Regions from separate parts of the Homo sapiens genome. Here region 1 is linked to region 2. Evidence: read pairs that join two places in POLR2A ChIA-PET (ENCODE). Cell type or tissue: PC-3. All regions are shown on one strand. Each heading gives the region's core, and the rest is flanking DNA. Links, peaks and the distances in the headings are about the cores only.

Region 1 (4,395 bases), core at 129-4,128, 360 kb after region 2:
TACCTCTATCAAACTCTATTTCTTTGGAAGGAACTCTTAAATTTACTGTCACATAAATGTTTCCTGGTAGCTCAGGTTATCCTTTGTAAAATTCTGTCTACCTCTACAGCTTGAAGTTAATTTTCCTTAAGTCTTCAAAAATAAAAGTTCAGTCTTGTTATTGATTTAGATCCTTGTGGAAATTTTTTAGTATTTCCTTACTCTTTTAAATAGTCTTTTTCCCCCCTTTTGCTGCTTTTCCTATTGGTTTTCTTTCATTAAAAATTGAGACCCAGCCAGTCGCAGTGGCTCATGCCTGTAATCCCAGCACTTTGGGAGGCCGAGGCGGGCGGATCCCTTGAGCCCAGGAGTTTAGGACCAGCCTGGAAACAGAGATGCTGTCTCTACAAAAAAAAATTGAAAAAATTAGCTGGGTGTGGTGGTGAGCATCTATAGTTCCTGCTACTCGGGAGGCTGAGGTGGGAGGATCACTTGAGCATGGGAGGTAGAAGCTGCAGTGAGCCATGCAGTGAGCCATGACTGCACCACTGCACTCCAGCCTGGGTGACAGAGTGAGGTCCTGTCTCAAAAAAAAAAAAAAAAAAGGCACCCAAAATTTTTAGAATGACTGTCACAATAATAGCACATGTCCCTGAATAGAGATCCTACCTTAATGTTGGTTAAAGGGGGTTGCTCTTAAAAAGGAACCATGGCCAGTCGCAGTGGCTCACGCCTGTAATCCCAGCATTTTGGGAGGCCGAGGCGGGCGGATCACGAGGCCAGGAGATTGAGACCATCCTGGCTAACACGGTGAAACCCCGTCTCTACTAAAAATACAAAAAAATTAGCTGGTCGTGGTGGCGGGCGCCTGTAGTCCCAGCTACTCGGGAGGCTGAGGCAGGAGAGTGGCATGAACCCAGGAGGTGGAGCTTGCAGTGAGCCGAGATCGCGCCACTGTACTCCAGCCTGGGCGACAGAGCAAGATTTCGTCTCAAAAAAAAAAAAGGAGCCATGAATCACTGAAACAGATTTTATTTTTGTTTTTGTTTTATTTACCTCTGCAATATCCTTTTAAGATCAGTGTGATAGGAGACCCATCCTAAGGGATTGTTGGAAAAGAGGAAAAACCCTTAATGAAAAGTACTATCATTTTAGTTCTTCTAGATTTAGCCCATATCTTGAGATTAAAAAGACAATTAATGGGATATTTTGAGTGAGACCTTCACATATATGCTCCCTTTGATAAAATTTGTGTCTATGGCAGTTTTTTTTTCTTAATCGACCTTTTCATTTCTTTATTTATTAGTTTAAAATATTTCCATGTGTAATCTCATTTTAGTTTTCAAACGAATTGGTTAGAAGAGGTATTTTGTCCCCATTTTAATTATGTAGAAACTGGTTCACGAAAAGATGATGATTTACCCAAGGTCATGTAGCTAAGTGGTCAAAAAACTAGGCTGAGCATCAAGATGTCTTCATTTCTGGGTGTTTATTTAAGTCAGCGATCTCAAACTGGGGCCAGTAACACACTTAGGTCTTGCTAGGAGGGGACCCTGACTTGGAACCCACGCTTCAAAGAGCCTAACTCTGGCTCTTTCCAGTCCCATGGGCCAAAGAGCCAAGACACCTCACATTCTGGGTCCCAGGTTCCCAGAGTCCTGTCAAATGTCACCAAGTCCATTTGAGTCTGTCCTCCTAAGGGCATTCTGCACCTTTGATGTGAGCAACATTAAGCCAGAGGGACAGCCAAGGGGAGGCTGTTTGAGGAATCAGGGGATAGACAGAGCTTGACTCCCACAGGTGTGCAGGCTGGAGCTGGGGTGAGAAGGGGAGGGCCGGGGGCCAGGAGCCAGCTCTTCTCTGCTGCCCTGTATCTGTGTGCAACTCCAAGATGTCCCAGGACTCTGAATTCTCACACCTGGCTGCCAGGTCTTTAGGAAGGCATATTTTTTCATTGTAGGCAAACAGAATATATTTTGTTTAACAGTTAGTGAGCTTGATTTATACTTTTAAATATTTAGACATATGATATGGGGCCTCCATTTGTACTCTTGCTCCAGGCCCTGCAAATGTTAGGGGTGGGCTTGCAGAACGCCAACATAGTTTGTTTGGCTAGCACACCGCTTTTTTTTTTTTTCTTTTTTAACATCTTGAATTAGTTTCTAACACTAACAATTGGGAGATTTTGAATAAGAATAGAGATTTCTGATTTCTCTTTTTTAAAATTACAGAAAATCATGGGCCTTCCTACTTGTATGGCGAAAAAGAGCTGGGGCTGAGCAGGATCAGCCTGCCCTGGGTGGGGCTGGGCCAGTGTTTCCTGATTGGCCACAGTTCCCACCTGTTTCCCTTCTCTCATTTCGGTAACCTCTGATCTCTCTGGCCACTGAGGGCATTTGAGTTTGTCACCCTTGATTTACATCCTTCTTTAGATATGTCCTTTCTGTATAAAGCCACCATGCCATCACATTTAACACATTGTTTTTGCCTCTTTTCTACAACTTCCCTCAAAGAAAGTTTTTTTCTCCATTAGCTAAGTGTAAATCCCTACATTTTAGTATGGATAAATGCCTATAATTTTGCCATCTTATTCCCTAACTTCTGAATCTTGGGAAATCATTAAAACAACAGCTAGGAACTTCAAGAGAGCAGTTGCTCTCCACAGGGATCCCCCCTTTCTCCATGCCATGCGAACTGGAAACCCAGTGCAATGGATTTTCTCACTTTGACCCCAGTGAGGGAGGGAGATTTTTGATAACTGACAAAGAGCTTTTGTTCAGGTTTGCAACAGGATGGATCAGCCAGCCCCACCTCATGGCCCCATGCTTCTTCCAGGTTCATCTTCCCCTTCTGCCCCAGAAAAGCCCCCAGCCACAGCCTCCTTGCCTCCAAGTCGCCAGCACTCCGCCCCCTCCTCCGCCTGCCTCTCAGTCTGGAAAACAGCTTTGCACGTTAACCTCCAGGGGCATTCACTGGGTTTCCAGAGGGGTCCCCAGCCCCACAGGCTGCCAAAATAGGCTCTTTACACTCCATAGATGGGAGAGAAAAATCTGCTTGTTCGGTTGCAACTGTCAAGCAAAGGACATGCTGAGCTCAGATAGAAATAGCAGCAGGGTCAGGGCAGGGCAAGGCCCCAGCATTTCATTAGCTCGGCCCAGCTAAGGGTGATTGAATGCACACAGTGGCCCATGAATGGGGCCATGGAGGGCAGCCACACAGTGCAGCACAGAAAAATCATTCTTTGGCCGCTGTCAGCTGGCTCAATGGGACTTAATTATTGGGATAATGAGAACTGATTTTCATTGTTTTAATTTTGGGGAAGGGGTGAGAAAGGAGGGACTTTTCTTCCTCATCTGGGTGAAAGGATGCTAAACTGTGGCCTCTAACGGTCCCGTATCCTCCAGGCTGCTGTTGGCTCCTGTGTTTGCTGTTCTTTATCAGTGCTGTAAGAGAGTGTTAGGATGGTCATCTGTGTCAGTGTCTCCTTTAGGGCCTATAAACCTGGCAGGATGTGTCCTCAGAAGAGCATTTCTGTGCTGGCATCCACGGTGAGCAGCTGTACCAAAGCAATAGAGGGACAGAGAGAAGCCACTGGACAGAGCTGCCCATGCTCAGCCCCTTCCAAATGCCTCCAGGACATGAGGGAATCCTACCCTGCTCCTTTTTTTTTTTTTTTTTTTTTTTTTAAATACAGGATCTAGAGAATTCAAATGATCTGCTCGAGGCAAACATAGGATCGTCTGAGTTCCTTGCACCCTGTTCAAGGTTCAAGAGCCTAGGACTCTACTGCAGACCACACCACAACACTGTTGGATCATCAGACCTCTTCTAGCTACGAATCCTTGACAATTGAGATAAGGTCCACTTACATGAACCCTGAAAGTCATTACATATGACTTATTCAGCCCTCCCTTATTCAATTTGATTCACTTGCCACCTTCCCAAGATCTTACTCTTCATGTGGAAATGAGAGACTTATTTATTGCTCAGCTTGTTCCCTCATTTCTCTAGGTAACATGTACTACTAGTGGGATCATCAAACAATAAGTATTTGCAAAACTGGGCTTAGCGTGGTTCTAGGTGCTGTGCAAGTATATAATGACACCCCCCAACCCAAAGAAAGTCACCTGGGGAGACCTGAAACAATTAGAGAAACACACAAGGGGACCCTAATTGAATGTGAATCTCTCTAGCCAACCAAAAGAAAGAGAGGGTGGGTTTAAGGGTAGTGAGGGACACTTTGTGAAGAAATGACAGCTTGTGAGGACTCCAAGGTTGAGTAGAATTTCAACAAAGAGCAAAGAATGGAATTGGATGGTGTGTTCGAGAGAAGGAAACAGACATTATTGGAATAAAGATTCCATGTAGGGAAGAAGGTTGAGTTGAAGAGTAGGGCCAGATGATGTGAAGTTTGGA
Region 2 (4,395 bases), core at 129-4,128:
AGGCTATGACATGGGTAAACAGATGTTACATCTTTCAGGGCATCACACCATAGGAGTGGTATGCCTTACATCACATGGGAGATGTGAATGGCTTATAAGGAGTCCCAAACACTAGGACACCAGCCAGTTGAGGTCTGACTTCAAGACAGTTGGGTCTTGCACAGATGGTAGAAACAGATGGTAGAATGTATATTTGTGTATGGGGGGAGAGGGTGCCCTGTATTCCACCCTTTATTCCCCCCTTGCATTCTGAGACTAGAGCTTGGCCTATGGCACCGACAATTCCTCAGTCCTGAATAACATGTATAGGCTACAGCATTGCCTAGTTCCATAAGTCACCCTAATGGTTAAAGTTTTGCCACCTGTCACCTTAAAATACCCCAACTTTGAATGGATTCTGAACCATAGCCTACGTGTTTAGAATGTCTAGTTTGATGGAGCACAGATGGTTTGGGGAGCGCTAACATTCATCTTTACTTTGCCTTCATCTATTATTTTGCCCAAACGTGTTTATCCTACAGCCTGCTTACTAATGGCTCAGTTTGTTCTAGCTAGTTGTGGTTTGGGAGTAGGAGGCCACTCTGCCCACTGTTAGATGAGGGGATTGTAAATGTTAGAGAGGGCCGGGGTAGAGGAGTACTCTTTTTAAGAAAAGTAGTTGACTTTGATAATGAAAAAGTATCATCATGATTATCGTCATGCTGTTGAGTGCTTTACTACATTTCAGGCACGATAAGGTTATATATTTAATACTTACAACTTTATGAGCAGCTGTCGTCATTATCGCCACTTTACAAATATGGAAACCCAGGCAAAAAGAGGCTAAGTAACTTTGCCAAGGTCTCACAGGTAGCAAATTGCAGAGCCAGAATGCAAAACTACTGCCTTATGATCTGCTTCTCTAAGTAGCTGGGAATGGAGAAAGACGGCGAGCAGATGTATAGAATGCACTGATTAGGGTGACTGGGTGAGCTCTGTGCTGAGTTATACTTCAAGATGTACAGGACAGAGTTAGGGAAATGTGAGACCAAGGGCTTTTCTGGGCAGGAACAACCATACTGGCTGCTGTGGCAAGGTTAGAGCCTGCCAGGTAACTACAGTGAGACTTCCTTTTCATACAGATTGGGGGAACTGGCAAGACAAGTTATCATCACCTCCACATAGCAGGTGAGGGAAGGGAAGCAACAGCAGAGGCATTGGTGTTTTGTATTTAGAAGGGCACATAGCCTAATGCTAAAACTCACCCATTAGTTACATCAATGTTTGGATGCTCTTTGAAAGACTTCTCAGGAGAGGTGTGAGAATGATTTGATTTGAAGGTGGGTTTTAGTCTTGACCGTGTGCCACAGCAAACAAAATGAAACTCCCCTTGAGATAAAGGTAATCAAGATGAAGGTGTATTTACAAAGATGAGCAGTGGGATTTATCCAGTGACTCTGGAAGGTAATCCCCAGATTTAGTGCTCCATGAATACCTTGCCATGTTCCTAAGCTGGTAAATTACTCTGAGTTTTATGAGAGCGGATTGTGGGAAGCATCTAGATGAAATTCAGCCTGTTTCACCTCGAGTCCAGGGCTCACTAATGCACCCCAGGTGTGCAGACTGCCCAGGCTTTCTGCCTTGGAAGCCTCAAGGAACTTTCATCCCAAAGGGAAGCTTTGAAGAATACCAAGGACCTTTCTATCTGTCCTTGATTTTTTGTCATTTTTCTGCCCACATTTGGTAATTGGAGATATTTGTGGTGTTAAAGCCGGACTTGTTCCTTCTCAGCCTGCCCCCTCCAGTAGTGAAATTTTAAGCCTGTGGCTTTGATTATGCAAAGCAGTGATTTCTCTGCAGTGTCCCTCAGATGTAAAAGGAGAATGACTGAAATACTAGAAAGGAAGTTACGGGAAATCACCAAACAACCATTTTCCATGTCTACAGATCCTTTCATCTGAGGGCAAAAGAAGCTGGAGAGGGTGCCTCCAAAGGTGGGGGTTTGGAGGAGCACAATTTAAAATTCTCTGGGTTGTAGGCTAAGGATCAAAGGGTTATGTCCTCAGAATTACACGGTGAGTCACTGGAAAAACTCTGAGTAAAAGTCAGGCATCCTGTTTTCCAATCTTATATGCCTAATAATTTCAACTGGCTTTAAGACAGTACATTTATGTATATTTTTCATTTAGATCCATTGCCACCTAAAGAATATAATGATGTATGCATTATATAGATTATGGTTTCCATGCCCTAGAGCATCATGAGGTGTTTTGCCATGAGAATACAGTGGGTTAGGTGAAGAGGTGCTTGAGAAGCCTTGGTGTCTAATGTGTGGTCTCAGTACTCTGTGGAATCTCCTCCTCCCTTACAAACCACTGCCTCTATTCAAGCCATCTTGTGCTTCAATTTAGAAGTTCTCCTTTAAGAGAGAGTTTTCCAAAGCTAAATTAACAGCTATGCAGTGTACTGAGTAACTCTGTGATTTACTTTTTCCAATTTTGACTGCTGTAAGCATTTCAGTTTGTTTCCCACTAGTTTGGATCAACATGTTGGTTTTAACTTTATCTCCAAATGTAATGATTTTACATATTATAGACAAATGTGTTTGCACAGTTAAGGGCAGCAGGATTTGCTTGAACAGAGAATATGTGAGTTCTGTAACTTTTAATATTCAATTCAATTTAAATTCTTTTTCATATGTCCTTTTTATATATTCCAGTTTCTGATTATGGGTAACCTGACTTGAAGGTCAGACCATCTGAAGTGAAGATGGTTAAATTGTATGTGTTTGCACATGCATACACGTGTGTGTGTGTGTGCATGCATCCACATACACATGGGTGTTCATGTGGTAAAGGAGAGCCAGAGAGATGTTTAATTTCCTCACCACATTGTAGAAACTGAAAGAGACATGTACTGCAGAAACAAATTCTGAGATACGTTTGCTAACCACTTTTTTAGGTTTCACCTTCCGGGGAAAATGTTAAGGCATTTGCAAACATGCCTAGTTTCTTAGCGATTTAAGGCGCATAGACTCTCTGTGACTACACCTAGAGAGGTAAGACATGGAAAAGAACATAAGCTTTGAGCCACCTAGATTAGGGGCTTAATCTGGCCACACCACTTTTTAGATGTATAACTTCAGGTTGATTACTGGACCTGTATTCCTTTTCTTTCCTTGGTTGACACTTGTTCCAACTTATGATGTTGGTTTATGATTTTGATTTTAGTTTGGTTAACTTCTTATTTGGGGGATTTTGACTGACTTAATTTGTTCTCATCTTGTGTTAGGGTTCTCTAGAGGGGTAGAACTAACAGGATAGATGAATATATGAAGGGAAATTTATTAAGTAGTATTGACTCACACGATCACAAGGTGAGGTCCCACAATAGGCTCTCTGCAAGCTGAGGAGCAAGGAAGCCAGTCCAAGTCCCAAGACCTCAAAAGTAGGGAAACCAACAGTGCAGCTTTCAGTCTGTGTCCAAAGGCCCAAGAGCCCCTGGCAAATCACTGGTGTAAGTCAAGAGTCTAAAAGCTAAGGAATTTGGAGTCTGATGTTCAAGCGCAGGAAGCATCCAGCACAGGAGAAAGATGAAGACTCAGCAAGTCAAGTCCAACTTCTGCCTGCTTCTTTCTAGCCACACTGGCAGCTGATTAGATGGTGCCCACCAAGATTGAGGGTGGGTCTGCTTCTCCAAGTCCACTGACTCAAATGTTTAACTTTTTGGCAACACCCTCACAGACACACCCAGGAATAATACTTTGCATCCTTCAGTCCAATCAGGTTGACACTCAGTATTATAACCGTCACACATCTGTTATCCTATTGATCCTGATTCTTGACCTCTAGCCGCAGTTCCATTCAGAGAAGATTAGAATTGTTTCAGAGTTGGGCTAGGCACGATGGTTCACACCTGTAATCCCAGCACGTTGAAAGCCCAAGGTGGGAGGATTGCTTGAGCTCAGGAGTTTGAGACCAGCCTGCGCAATATAGTGAGACCCCATCGCTACAAAAAATTTTTTAAATTACCTGGGTAAGGCCGGGCGTAGTGGCTCACGCCTGTAATCCCAGCACTTTGGGAGGCCGAGGCAAGCTGATCACGAGGTCAGGAGATTGAGACCATCCTGGCTAACATGGTGAAACCCCGTCTCTATTAAAATACAAAAAATTAGGCGGGCGTGGTGGCGGGCACCTGTAGTCCCAGCTACTCGGGGGGGGTGAGGCAGGAGAATGGCATGAACCTGGGAGACAGAGCTTGCAGTGAGCGGAGATCACGCCACTGCACTCCAGCCTGGGCGACAGAGGGAGACTCCATCTCAAAAAAAAAAAAAAAAAAAATTACCCGGGTATGGTGGCATGCACCTGTACTTGGATGTCCCAGTGGCATGCTCCCAGCTACTTGGGAGGCTGATGT

The links. ChIA-PET counts read pairs that join two places held together with the same protein. Peaks named below come from ENCODE experiments on the same cell type or tissue, not always from the same donor. Only the 100,000 strongest peaks of a DNase experiment are listed, where the experiment ranks them.
Region 1: POLR2A ChIA-PET joins it to region 2 with 7 read pairs; 2 of 35 experiments call an interaction of 5 or more read pairs at or near these places.

What each region holds. Positions count from the first base shown.
Region 1 is chr14:68,536,527-68,540,921 of GRCh38, forward strand. LOC124903334 (a long non-coding RNA gene) reads right to left here and starts at 978. Exons shown (of 3, transcript XR_007064223.1): 1 at 1-978. It also overlaps a transcript of RAD51B not described here. RefSeq lists an enhancer at 2,908-3,468. In PC-3, for the core only: no CTCF peak of the experiment used is centred there; no DNase peak of the experiment used is centred there.
Region 2 is chr14:68,179,794-68,184,188 of GRCh38, forward strand. All of the region lies in intron 7 of RAD51B (RAD51 paralog B), which reads left to right. Among named protein-coding and RNA genes, the nearest start is that of RAD51B, 360 kb to the left of the region's middle. In PC-3, for the core only: no CTCF peak of the experiment used is centred there; a DNase peak (open chromatin) is centred at 2,058; H3K4me3 peaks cover 1,031 bases; H3K27ac peaks cover 1,789 bases.